Regions from separate parts of the Homo sapiens genome. Here region 2 is linked to region 1. A link is a contact called in ENCODE Hi-C or POLR2A ChIA-PET data. All regions are on one chromosome and are shown on one strand. Each heading gives the region's core, a stretch centred on a gene start or an enhancer-like site at or near the end of the contact. The rest is flanking DNA. Distances are from core to core; before and after follow the strand shown.

Region 1 (5,794 bases), core at 1-2,500:
GGTCCCAGGGCAAGGTCAGCACCTCTGCCCTCCTACTCCAACCCCAGCGTCACCCCGCCTCAGGGATTCACACACAGGGGCAGACGGCTGGGGAGCCGTATACACGCGGGACTCCGAGGCAGCGCACCCGCTCCCGCAACTCCCAGGCGTGATGATCTGGGGGGAGGGAGAGGCACGCGGAGTGGGTGGAACTCCGGTGGTGGGCGGGGCCCCTTAAGTGATTCCCCGGCCTCCCCTGACTGTTGTTGGGGCAGCAAAGGTGGAAGGGGGGGGTGTTTGCTGAGCGGGCGGTTGCCCTAGAGCTACGCTGGGCGGAAGTGTCAGTGTCACCGAAGTCTGGACCTACAGACTCCTGGGAACCCGGGGACCGCCTTGGAGAGGAGGGGGTAGAAACCGTCAGCCTAGACCCCTTTTCTATGGGGAACTGAAAAACTTGAAGGTTTTCAGTACCCCCTAGTGGGGTACTTGAAACGCCCATCTGAGTTCCCACAGCCTGGTGGAGAACTTGAAACGCCCATCCGAGCTCCCACTCTCCAAGCCCAAAGGGTTTTCTAGCACACATAGGAACCTGACCTTACAAAACTTTCCCCGCTGGGGGTAGATAAAGCCCAGAGTAAGTGGAACAACCCTTTCCCAGCATCCAAATACTTAGGGACTAGAGAAGCGACAGATCCGGGGTTAGATGTGCAGATGCCTGGAAATCGGTCTAACGCCCGACACCCACTCACCCGCGCCCCCGCGGCTCCACGTAGAGAAAGACGGAAGCAGAGAGGATCTCAGGTCGAGCCTCAGAAGGACAGACAACGGCGTCACAGACACAAGAGACAGAAATGTAAAGACTGAGAGGCGCAGAGACGGAGGGACAGAATGAGACCCCCAGCCAGAGACCAGAGAAAAACAAACAGAGAAAGAGACGCAGATGTGGGCTAGGAGACAAAGAAGAGGCAGAGACGTGGAGGGAGACAGAGCAGGGGAAAGAGAAGTTATCTAGCAGCTAACCAGAGATGGAAACACGCAGACAGAGACATCAAGAGACAGAGATGAGCAGAGATGGTGGTGGGCACAGAGACAGAGAGACAAAGGCAGGGCAGAGAAGCAGAGAGGGAGAGTGCCAGAGACTTGAGAGGTCAAGGGGGGGCAGGGAGAATGGGCTGGGATTGGGGAGCCCTCACCTGTCCCCAGTCCTGCTCCTGGTCACTTGCTCCTGCAGCCCCTGCCACCGCTGCCTCCAACTGCCTTGTCTCGGCTCTGGGAGAGGTGACAGGCGCTGGCAGCCCGGGGTGATGGGAGGGGGCGGGGCCAAGGCGGGACAGGGAACGGAAGCGGGGAGCTCTGGGGCAGAGAGCCGAGCAGGGGGCAGTCATCAAGGTCATGAGGGAGGGCAGTTACTGAATTGTCCTTATCGTCCTGAGGACCCCTGCACCAAGTGTGTACAATCTCTCATGCTGTCCCACCCACAGGTACCCGCCCCCACCGCCACTCATTCCCAGAGCCTCAGTCACTCAATCAAACATGCAGTGTCACACACAATCCCATAGGCTGAGCCATGGAAAGGCACAGTCACAGAACCTCACAAGCTGTTACTCACACAGTCACACATTCAGTCACACCCATACAGTCCCATGGTCACACCCAGACAGCCACAGTCTCTCACTCACAGGTGGACAGTCATCCACTGTGACACACAGTCATGTACCCAGGGCTATGGACTCCTGCACACACACAGTAACGCTCACAGTGTCTCACAGTTCCAACAACACTGTCAATCACCCACACATTCACGCAATCACCGGGTTTCATCACAAACACTGTTGCCCTGCTAGCCTGTGTGGCCCAGGAGGGTAGAGCCAGGACATCTGGGTCACCACTGGGTCCCCAAAATCGTTAAGAGCAGGGGTTCAAGGAAGGATTGTCATGAAATAAATATACGCAGTATGCAGTTGTGTGGTTACTCGCAGACATAGAATTTTTTTTTTTTGAGACAGAGTCTTCCTCTGTTGCTGAGGCTGGAGTACAGAAGCATGATCTCAGCTCACTGCAACCTCCGCCTCCTGGGTTCAAGCAATTCTCCCACCGCAGCCTCCCAAGTAGCTGGGATTCCAGGCACACACCACCACAACCGACTAATTTTTGTATTTTTAGTAGAGACGGTGTTTCACCATGTTGCCCAGGCTGGTCTCAAACTCCTGACCTCAGGTGTTCCACATGTCTTGGCCTTCCAAAGTGGTGGGATTACAGGCGACAGCCACCACACCCGGCCCATACAATCCTTTTTACATTTTATTTATTTATTTATTTATGAGAGTGGAGTGCACTGGAACAATTATAGCTCACTGCAGCCTCCACTTCCTGGGCTCAAGGGATCCTCTTAACTCAGCCTCTTGACTAGCTGGGACTATGGGCATGAGCCACCATGCCCCACCATTTTATTAAAAAATAATTTCAACTTTTTTTTTTTTGAGACAGGGTCTCACTCTGTCACCCAGGATGGAGTGCAGTGGCGCCATCTTGGCTCACTTCAACCTCCGCCTCCAGGGTTCAGGAGATTCTCCTGCCTCAGCCTCCCGAGTAGCTGGGACTACAGGTGTGTGCCACCACACCCAGCTAAAATTTTTGTATTTTTAGTAGAGATGGGGTTTCACCATGTTGGCCATGCTGGTCTCCAACTCTTGGCCTCAAGCAATCCTCCTGCCTCGGCCTCCCAAAGTGCTGGGACTACAGGGATGTGCCATCACACCCAGCCTCAACTTTTATTTATTTATTTATTCATTTATTTTAATTCATTTTATTTATTATTTTTTCTAGACAGGGTCTCACTCTGTCACCCAGGCTGGAGTGCAGTGGCGCCAACTTGGCAACCTCTGCCTCTTGGGTTCAGGCGATTCTCATGCCTCAACCACCAGAGTAGCTGGGACTACAGGTGTATGCCACCACGCCTGGCTGATTTTTATATTTTTAGTAGAGATGAGGTTTCACCATGTTGGCCATATTGTTCTCCAACTCCTGGCCTCAAGTGATCCTCCCGCCTTGGCCTCCCAAAGTGCTGGGATTACAGGTATGAACCACCGCGCCTGGCCTTAACTTTTATTTTAGATTCAGGGGGCACATGTGCAGGTTTGTCACGGGGGTGTATTGCACGATGCGGAGGTTGGGGGTATAAATGATCCCATCATCCAGGTAGTGAGCATGGCACCCAACGGGTAGTTTTTTAACCCTTGTCTCCTTCCCTGCCCCCTCTAGGAGTCCCCAGTGTCTGTTGTTCGCATGTTGGTGTCCATGTGTACCCAGTGCTCAGCTCCCACTTATAAGTAAGAGCATCTGGTGTTTGGATTTCTGTTCCTTTGTTAATTCACTTAGGATACTGGCCTCCAGCTGCATCTGTGTTGCTGCAAAGGACTTTCCTTTCCTTTTCCTCTCCCCTCTCCCCTCTCCCCTCCCCCCTCCCTTCCTCCCTTTCTCCCTTTCTCTCTTTCTTTCTTGGGATGGAGTCTCACTCTGTCGCCCAGGCTGGAGTGCAGTGGCACGATCTCAGCTCACTGGAACCTCTGCTTCCCAGGTTCAAGCAGTTCTCCTGTCTTAGCCTCCCAAGTAGCTGGGATTACAGGCGCCCGCAACCATGCCCGGCTAATAATTTTTTTTTTTTTTTTGGCCGAGTCTCCCTCTGTAGCCCAGGCTGGAGTACAGTGGCGTGATCTTGGCTCACTGCAATCTCCACCTCCCGGGTCCTGGTTCAAGCAATTATCCTGCCTCAGCCTCCCGGGTAGCTGGGATTACAGGCACGCGCCACCATGCCCAGCTAATTTTTGTATTTTTAGTAGAGACAAGTTTTCACCATGTTGGCCAGGCTGGTCTTGAACTCCTGACCTCGTGATCCTCCCGCCTCAGTCTCCCAAAGTGCTGGGATTACAGGCGTGAGCCACTGTGGCTGGCTTTTTTTTTTTTTTTTTTTTTTAGAAGAGATGGGGTTTCACTATGTTGGCCAGGCTGGTCTCAAATTCCTGACTTCAGGTGATCTGCCTGCCTCAGCCTCCCAAAGTGCTGGAATCACAGGCATGAGCCACTGTGCCCGACTCTTTTTTTTTTTTGAGACAGAGTCTTGCTGTGTCACTCAGGCTGGAGTGCAGTGGCGTGATCTCAGCTCACTGCAAGCCTCGCCTCCCAGGTTCACGCCATTCTCCTGCTTCAGCCTCCCGAGTAGCTGGGAGTACAGGTGCCCGCCACCATGCCCGGCTAATTTTTTGTATTTTTAGTAGAGACGGGGTTTCACCGTGTTAGCCAGGATGGTCTCGATCTCCTGATCTCGTGATCCACCCGTCTCGGCCTCCCAAAGTGCTGGGATTACAGGCATGAGCCACCGCGCCTGGCCTTTTTTTTTTTTAATGTCTTATTATACAGTCTTTTTATGACACAAGCTGAAAGTCACACACAATGTCATGCAACCACACCCATTAACACCGTCACACACTCACACACTTCACAGTCACCCACAGAGTCCTCAGTCACATTCCAACAACACACATTCCCCAACTGTCATGAGGCAAACACTCTCACACCGTCACCCTCACCCCCACGGTCACACTGAGTGACATGGTCATACAGACTCACAACTCTCCCTTAGTCTCACCCATATTCACAAGTCACATACAGTCATATACATGTCACGCACACAACCTCACTGTCCCATAGCTGTGCACGTCACAGTGACTTGTCACACCCTGCAATCCCACCTCCCACAGTCACGCACAGTCACACAGGTGCACACAGGGTCACACACACCATCGTGTCACAATTGCACACTAACCCATAGCCTCACATGGTCTCATCATGACAGTCGCCAGTGAATCACACACATTCTCTGCTGTCTCTACTTCCAGTCTGTTCCTTTGCCCTAAATATGGGGAACATCTGTACGTGACTGGGGGTGGGGGACAGGCTCAGAGCCCAGTCCCAGCTCCCAGCTCTCATCTCCTGTTAATACAAACTCCAATTCCTGCACATTAATCATACAATGGACATTTGTGAGCATGCACTCCCCTGGGACTCTAAGTGGGACAGAGGCGAGTCTGCCCATTTTGTAGAGGAGAAATTAAGGCCCAGAGGCCCCAGGAGGGACAGGGAGTAAGGGGTGGCATGAGGTCTGCACCAGAGGCTGGAAGGAGACAAGTCTCGGGGGAGGCGAGGGTTCTCGCTTCCTGGACTTAGGCTGCCTCCCCGCTCTCTGCCCCACATTCCTGGTGCCCTCCGGGTCCTGGGAAAGGCTCCTGTCCTGGAGTGGAGAGGGAAGGGGGTCTGAGATTGCCCAGCACCTTGGGAGAAGTTTAGGTTGGAAGGGAGTCTCTCCTTGGCCCCAATGAGGGCCTGAGGTCACTCCACAGAGGAAGGCAGTGAGGGGTGGGGAGGCTGTAGAGGGGGAAGGGAGAGGCTGGCAGGGAGGGGGAAGCAGTGGAGAGGAAATGAGCTGGTGGTGTGAAACAGGAAAAGGAGCTAAGAGCCTAGTGTGGTGGCTTACACCTGTAATCCCAGCACTTTGGGAGGCCAACATGGGAGGATCACTTAAGCCCAGGAGTTGGAGACCAGCCTGGGCAACATAGCCAGATCCCGTCTCTAAAAAAAAAATATTTTTTTTTTTCAGTTTTCCAATTAAAAAAAAAAATTTACCTTAAGTTCTGGGATACATGTGCTGAACGTACAGGTTTGTTACATAGGTATGCATATGCCATGGTGGTTTGCTGCATCTATCAACACGTCATCTAGAATTAAAAACAAAATTTTTGTTTTTTTTGAGACAGAGTTT
Region 2 (6,047 bases), core at 2,488-4,987, 350 kb before region 1:
CCAAAAACCCCACTGTCTCCTTCTCCAATAAAGATGTAGCTCAAAATGTGTTCCTCAGCAGGTCCCACCACACACCTCCCCTCCTTCTCTCCCTCCCACAAGACCAAAGCCCTCCCACCCCTTCCCCTCCCAGCACTCTCCTCACTGGTGCTTGGAACCCAGAGGCCCCGGCCCTGAACCAAGACCCCGGAGATCCCAGCTCGAGAGCAACATCACAGCTCAGAACCCAGAGGTCTCAGGTCAGAGCCCAGGAATCAGCACCAAGGCGGCCGGGATGTCACCAACAGTGGGTCCTGGGGGTCCTCCTGGGCAGTGAACCACGCTGCAAGACACCTCCTTCCCACCACACAGCCAAAGGCATCCTGCGCAGAAACTTTGCTTGGACTCCTTTAGGGACGGGCTGCTCACTACTCCTCCCAGGTCTGCCCTTGCACTGTTTAGAGAGTGTACAAGCTTTTCCTAGGCCTGAGTCCCAATCTGCCTCCGAGGCACAGACACACAGGTCCCAATTATACCCCCCAATTTCTCTTCCTCCACATTTCTCCCCACTCCACCCTCACCCTTTAGTCATAAGCTGAGGGGTCCCCAGGGCAAATATGTTTATTTACAAAATGCACACATCCTCCCTCCCAGCATGCACTGCCTGGGGAGAGGGCAGGGTCAGGGCCTCACACACCTGAGACCCCAGGGGCAGCAGGAGGGACGGGGCCAGGGCAGGGACTGGGCAGGGCTGGAGGCCACCCTGGCCCCACCCCCCACACCATACCCAGCAAGTGGGTGGGGGATGGAGGGGTAGTACCCCTTCTCCACGTTATGACCGCATGTCCAGTCGGTTCATGTACTCCTGCAAGGCCTTCAGGCGTGCGTCTATTTCGGCCATGTCAGCCGCCTGGTGCTCCGAGCTGTACTCTGTGAGAGCAGGTGTGGGTATGGGGGCTGTGAGGGGCCTGAAGCCCCAGGGAGTTCCTGGGCCCAATATACCACTGCCCGCACTACCATTCCAACGGGTCCTGGGGCTGGGAGAGGGGATGTGGAGTCCCAGGCTCACCTTTGATGGGGACCCAGCCCCCGGAGTTGGCCAGAGATTTCTGATGGTGGCTGCGTTCCACGGGGGGAGACTTCTGGTGATGGGGAAGGTAGGAAAGGGGGTCACCCACCGTCCCTCTATTTCTGTCCCCCTAAATCCCACTGGAAATCCTGAGCCTAAGGACCTTGGGGAAAAATAAGGCCTGACACCTACTGGCCATTCATTATCTGCAAAATAACCTCCTAATGTCCTCACAGAGCCCTCACCTCACATGTGAGGTGATGCCATTACCAACCCTGGTTAACTGATAAACAAAAACTAAGGTACAGAGAGGCTAAAGAACTGCCTTGAACCATACAGCTGGGAAGAGGAGGAGACAGGTTTCAAGACCTGACAGTCAGAAGCCAAAGCCCTAAAGAGCATCACGTGCCCCTCATTATTCCTTCTCCAATCTAATGCTCTCAAAACGTGCTGTTCCCAGGCCAGGTGCGCTGGCCCAGCCTGTAACTCCAGCGCTGTAGGAGGCTGAGGATGGCTTGAGGCCAGGAGTTCCAGACCAGCCTGGGCAACATAAAGAGACAATACCACCCCCTTATCCTGTCTCAACCCCACCCTGCCCCCCCAAAAAAGCCTAGTCCCAGCTACTCCATAGGCCGAGGTGGGAGGGTCTCTTGAGTCCAGGAGTTGAAAGCTGCCGTGAGCTACAATTGCCCCACTGCACCCCAGCCTGAAAGAGCGAGACGCACTCTTAAAAAAGCCCTATTGCCAAAGGCATTCAGAGTCGCCTCTGCACCTGATCCCCAGGAAGGAATCACAGGAAATGGGGGCAGCTGTGTTCCAGTGGTTTATGTTGCCCCTTCTACTCACCATATTGGACCCACTCCAGGGCGTTGGGCTGGGAGGCTTCCCACGGCGGCGGTGACCCCTGAGAAAAAGGAGTAACCAAGGACCAGTGGTGGGGAGGCTCTGGTACTTCCCACCTCCCCGACCTTTGTGGTTTCAAGGCCCCCAGGCTCCATCACCCAATTTCCCTGCAAAAGACTGTTTCTAGTCTCCCCAGAAACCCTTTGGAGGCGATCCTTTTCCCAAGTTCAAGTTTTACCCTCTGGAGAGCGACTCAGAGAAATCCTCCAAATCGCTGCAGGAGCTGGCAGACGAGCAGCGGCTGCGGAAACTGTCCACTAGAGGGAGACGGAGGGCGTGACCGCTGGCCCTCGCTGGCCCCGCCCAGTGCTTCCCAGGCCCTCCCAGCCCGCCCGCCCTGCCCAGTGCCTCCCAGCCCGCCCAGCCCCGCCCAGTCCCGCCTAGCCCGGCAGCCCCCAGCTCCAGGCCAGTTACCTGAGGAGCTGCGGTTTCGGGAGCGGTTAGGGGCGTCCCCTCGGCCAGTCAAGGCAGCAGGGGGCTGGGTCTGGCGAGACCAGGAGACGGACGGACCGTCCCCGCTTCCCCCACTGCCTAAGCGGTTCCGCTGCTGCTGCCTGGGAAAAAAGAAAGGAGACGCCGGTCTGTACGCCCAACTCCTGCAGGCAAGGGGGTCACTGCGCCCCTAAAGGTCACAGCCACGCCAGCGAAAGCCTGAGGTGACAGGCCTACGAGCGGAAAGCACGCAGAAACACAGACGAGGAGGTAGGACGGACGGAAGGGAGAGCAGGCGGGGTATCCGGCGAGAAGCGAGCAGGTGGCAGGGGATGGAGACTGATGGTGGCGTGGAGAGATGAGAGCCCGGGAGCGGGCACGGGCCAGGGACAGGGGCAGGTGAGGGAGGAAGGGGCACTGACTTCATCTGGATCTCTCTCTGCTTCCTTTCCTTGGCTTTCACAAAGGCCGTGGGGTCGAAGCGGAGCGCGCGACCACCTAGGACGGCGTGGGAGAGGAGGCGGCTAGGTCCGGAGACGGGCCTTGGCAGCGCCAGTGCGTCCCCTCCCTACCGCAGGGCAGGGGCACAGACCTGTGGGCGAGGGCGAGGGGCGCGCAGGGCGGCCCCGACCCCGGCTCCCGCGGCCGCTCTCCCGGGATGAGGAGCGCGCGGCGCCGCGGCCTCGCGACGCGGAGCGCTCCCGGGACGATGAGGCCCGGTCCTCCCGCGTCGGGGGCGGCTGCACCGGCGGAGTCCGCCTCCTGAGACCACAGAGGCAGCTGTCAGCTTCCCGCCCGCCCCGACAAACTCAATCGCGAGACTCCTCCCCGACCGCACCTTCTCCGAACCCTCAGGCCTACCCCATCAACTCCTAGACGTGCACTCCTGGGCCCATGACCCTCTCGATATCTTCCCCCCCAGACCTCACCCAATTGGACCCCTAAAACACCCCTCTGTCATTCCCCTACATCCTTTCAACACACCGCCTTCAACAGACCCTTCTTTCCGGAGTCTTCCACAACTCCCCGGAAACTCTTTCCAATTTTCCACCACCCACCCCATAAATGCCAGCGGACCTCACCCTGATCCCACCTGCTGCGCCGCACCCTTTCGCACCAGGAGACCCTAGGGCACGATCCCTTTCCCAGTCCCTCCTGAACGCCGCCCCAAGCCTGCGCATCTCCGCACAGCCCGGGTCCACCTCCTAACCACTGCACCCAAATCCTGTCTGGACTCCAGACGGGGTCCGCTAAGCCCCGCCTCCCCTTCAGCCCCGCCCCCTCCACCCTACCTGGCCCCGCCCCGCCCCCTTAGGCTCCGCCTCATCAGCCTCCACACCCTCAGGGCCCGCCCATCCGCCCAGGCGCCTGGCAGGCCTCGCTCTCACCCCCTCTTGTACAATGCCAGCTCGCTGGTCAGCGTCTTCAGCCGGGCGCGCAGGCTCCGCTCCGATGCCTTCGCCTCCTCGAGCTGCCGGGAGGGGAGAGGGGCGCGGAGGTCCAGGCTGAGGCCGAGGTCCGCGCCTCGCTGGCCGCCCCGGGCCCCCGCTGCTCACCTCCTTGGCCAGACGGCGGCAGTCCTGGCCGCGACGGCCGGCCACCCTGTGCCCGAGGCCGCGCTCCTGCCGCAGCTCCAGCTCCAGCCCGCGCACCAGCCCGCGCAGCGCCTCGGCCTCCTGGCGTGCCGCGCGCCCGGCCAGCGCCTCCTCGCGCGATCGGCCCAGCTGCGCCTCCAGCTCCCGCTTCTCGGACGCCAGGCGCGACACCCTGGGGAAGACGCGGAGAGAGCGCTGGAGAGAGAGGCATGGCCCCATTCCCACTACTCCATGGGGGTGGGACGCCTCATCATTTCACCTCCCCGGAAGGGGGTACACGGCTCATCAGTCTCAACTGACCCCATGGGGAGGGGCAGGGTCCTATCATATCCCCTGCGACGTGTGAGGAGGGATGTGGTCACATCACCCCCATGCACCTCACGAAGAGGACATGACCCCACCACGCACAGGACACACACACACACTCCTCCCCCTGGTGCGGGTGAAGGAGTGGGAACACAGCCATGTGAGTTCCAATTCTAAACGATTTCATCAATCTGTACACACCCTGAAAGCCTAGCACTGCCTCCCTCCTCCTCCCACCTCGCCAGGCCAGTCTCCCAGTCACGAAATCCTCTACAATACAAATTTGATCAGGTAACTACCATGCTCAAAACCCTTCCTTGAGAAAATGTATACACAAGGCTATTCATTGCAGCACAATCTGTAATAGCAAAAGAGTGGAAATAACCAAAATGTATGTTAAAAGAGAACTAATTGAATTTCTAATACATCTACTCAATTGAGTCCCACAAAACTATAAAGAGGAAAGTAGAGTATCTCTGTGTCCTGTCACCGAGTGACTGCTGTGACACAGTGCGGTGCAGACAGTATGTTCAGAATGTCCCTTTTCATAAAAGAAATGAGAATTATAAATTATATGTTTATATTTTCAAAATTACAGAATAAACCAAAATCTATGGGGGAAAAAAGGATTATTTATGGGGAAGGGGAAAATGAACAGAAATTGGACTTCTCTGGCTGGACAAAGTGGCTCATGCCTGTAATCTCAGCACTTTGGGAGGCCGAGGCAGGTGGATCACATCTCAAAAAAATAAGAAAACCAGAAGTAAAAATAATTTTTTAAAAAATGTAAGAAATTGGACCTCTCTGAATGTACCCTCTTTTTCAGTTTTGGAACTATAAAAATATTTTATACAAATTAATTAATTAAATTTTAACAAATGCCATCACAAAAATTTTAAAAGAAACTGGCCCAAACAGACCTAACTCTATATCAAAGTTGGTGGCACATTGGAGAATTATAGGAGGTGACTAAAACACATCGTTTGAGCAAGCGGGATATAGCCTAAGGCCAAAAAGAACTGCAAAGAAATCTTTTTTTTTTTTTTTCTGAGACGGAGTCTTGCTCTGTCACCCAGGCTGGAGTGCAGTGGCACGATCTTGGCTCACTGCAACCTCTGCCTCCCGGGTTGAAGCGATTCTCCTGCCTCAGCCCCCAAGTAGCTAGGATTACAGGCGCCCACCACCAACCCTGGCTAATTTTTGTATGTTTAGTAGAGACGGGGTTTCACCATGTTGGCCAAGATGGTCTCAAACTCCTGACCTCATGATCTGCCCGCCTCAGCCTCCCAATGTGCTGGGATTACAGGCGTGAGCCACCGCACCCGGCCCTGGAAATGTTAAACTTCATTCAAAATTCAATTATTAGTAATTACACTGGTATTGTTTAAGATAAAGCAAATAAATATGTTATTATCCCTAGAAACTAAGATTTTCATCACAAGAAAAGACATATAAGTAGGTCAAGTGTGGTGGCTCACACTTGTAATCCCAGCACTTTGGGAGGCCAAGGCGGACAGATACCTTGAGCCCAAGAGTTTGAGACATGCCTGGGCAACAAGGTAAATCCCCATCTCTACAAAAATTAGCTTGCAGCCAGGTACAGTGGCTCATGCCTGTCATCCCAGCACTTTGGGAGGCCAAGGCAGGCAGATCACCTGAGGTCATGAGTTCAAGACCAGCCTGGCCAATATGGTGAAACCCCCTCTCTACTAAAAATTCAAAAAAAAAATTAGCCAGGTCTGGTGGGGGGCACCTGTAATCCC

The links. Hi-C counts contacts between places; a loop is a spot of excess contacts on that map. ChIA-PET counts read pairs that join two places held with the same protein, here RNA polymerase II (POLR2A). Pooled maps may share reads with other maps.
Region 2: a pooled map shows a loop between it and region 1 (4-fold over the local background). The contact joins the enhancer-like site here to the promoter of GIPR in region 1. A Hi-C loop is called at or near these places in 1 of 50 pooled maps. POLR2A ChIA-PET finds 5 or more read pairs at or near these places in 2 of 52 experiments (WTC11 and activated CD4-positive, alpha-beta T cell).

Annotation. Positions count from the first base shown.
Region 1 is chr19:45,663,677-45,669,470 of GRCh38, reverse strand. It overlaps GIPR (gastric inhibitory polypeptide receptor), which reads right to left and starts at 1,250. Exons shown (of 14, transcript NM_000164.4): 1 at 1,173-1,250. RefSeq lists an enhancer at 546-825 and a silencer at 1,206-1,365.
Region 2 is chr19:46,013,152-46,019,198 of GRCh38, reverse strand. It overlaps CCDC61 (coiled-coil domain containing 61), which reads right to left. Exons shown (of 14, transcript NM_001267723.2): 6 at 3,940-4,150; 7 at 3,772-3,854; 8 at 2,976-3,145; 9 at 2,806-2,881; 10 at 2,366-2,505; 11 at 2,130-2,208; 12 at 1,895-1,952; 13 at 1,049-1,121; 14 at 583-909. The coding sequence ends at 812. PGLYRP1 (peptidoglycan recognition protein 1) reads left to right here. Exons shown (of 3, transcript NM_005091.3): 3 at 1-46. It overlaps MIR769 (microRNA 769), which reads right to left and starts at 267; the gene lies at 150-267. RefSeq lists silencers at 2,277-2,336, 3,067-3,146, 3,614-3,908. Within about 2 kb of position 3,737, at least 2 of the 41 ENCODE cell types and tissues checked have a DNase peak (open chromatin) inside an H3K27ac peak, as active enhancers do.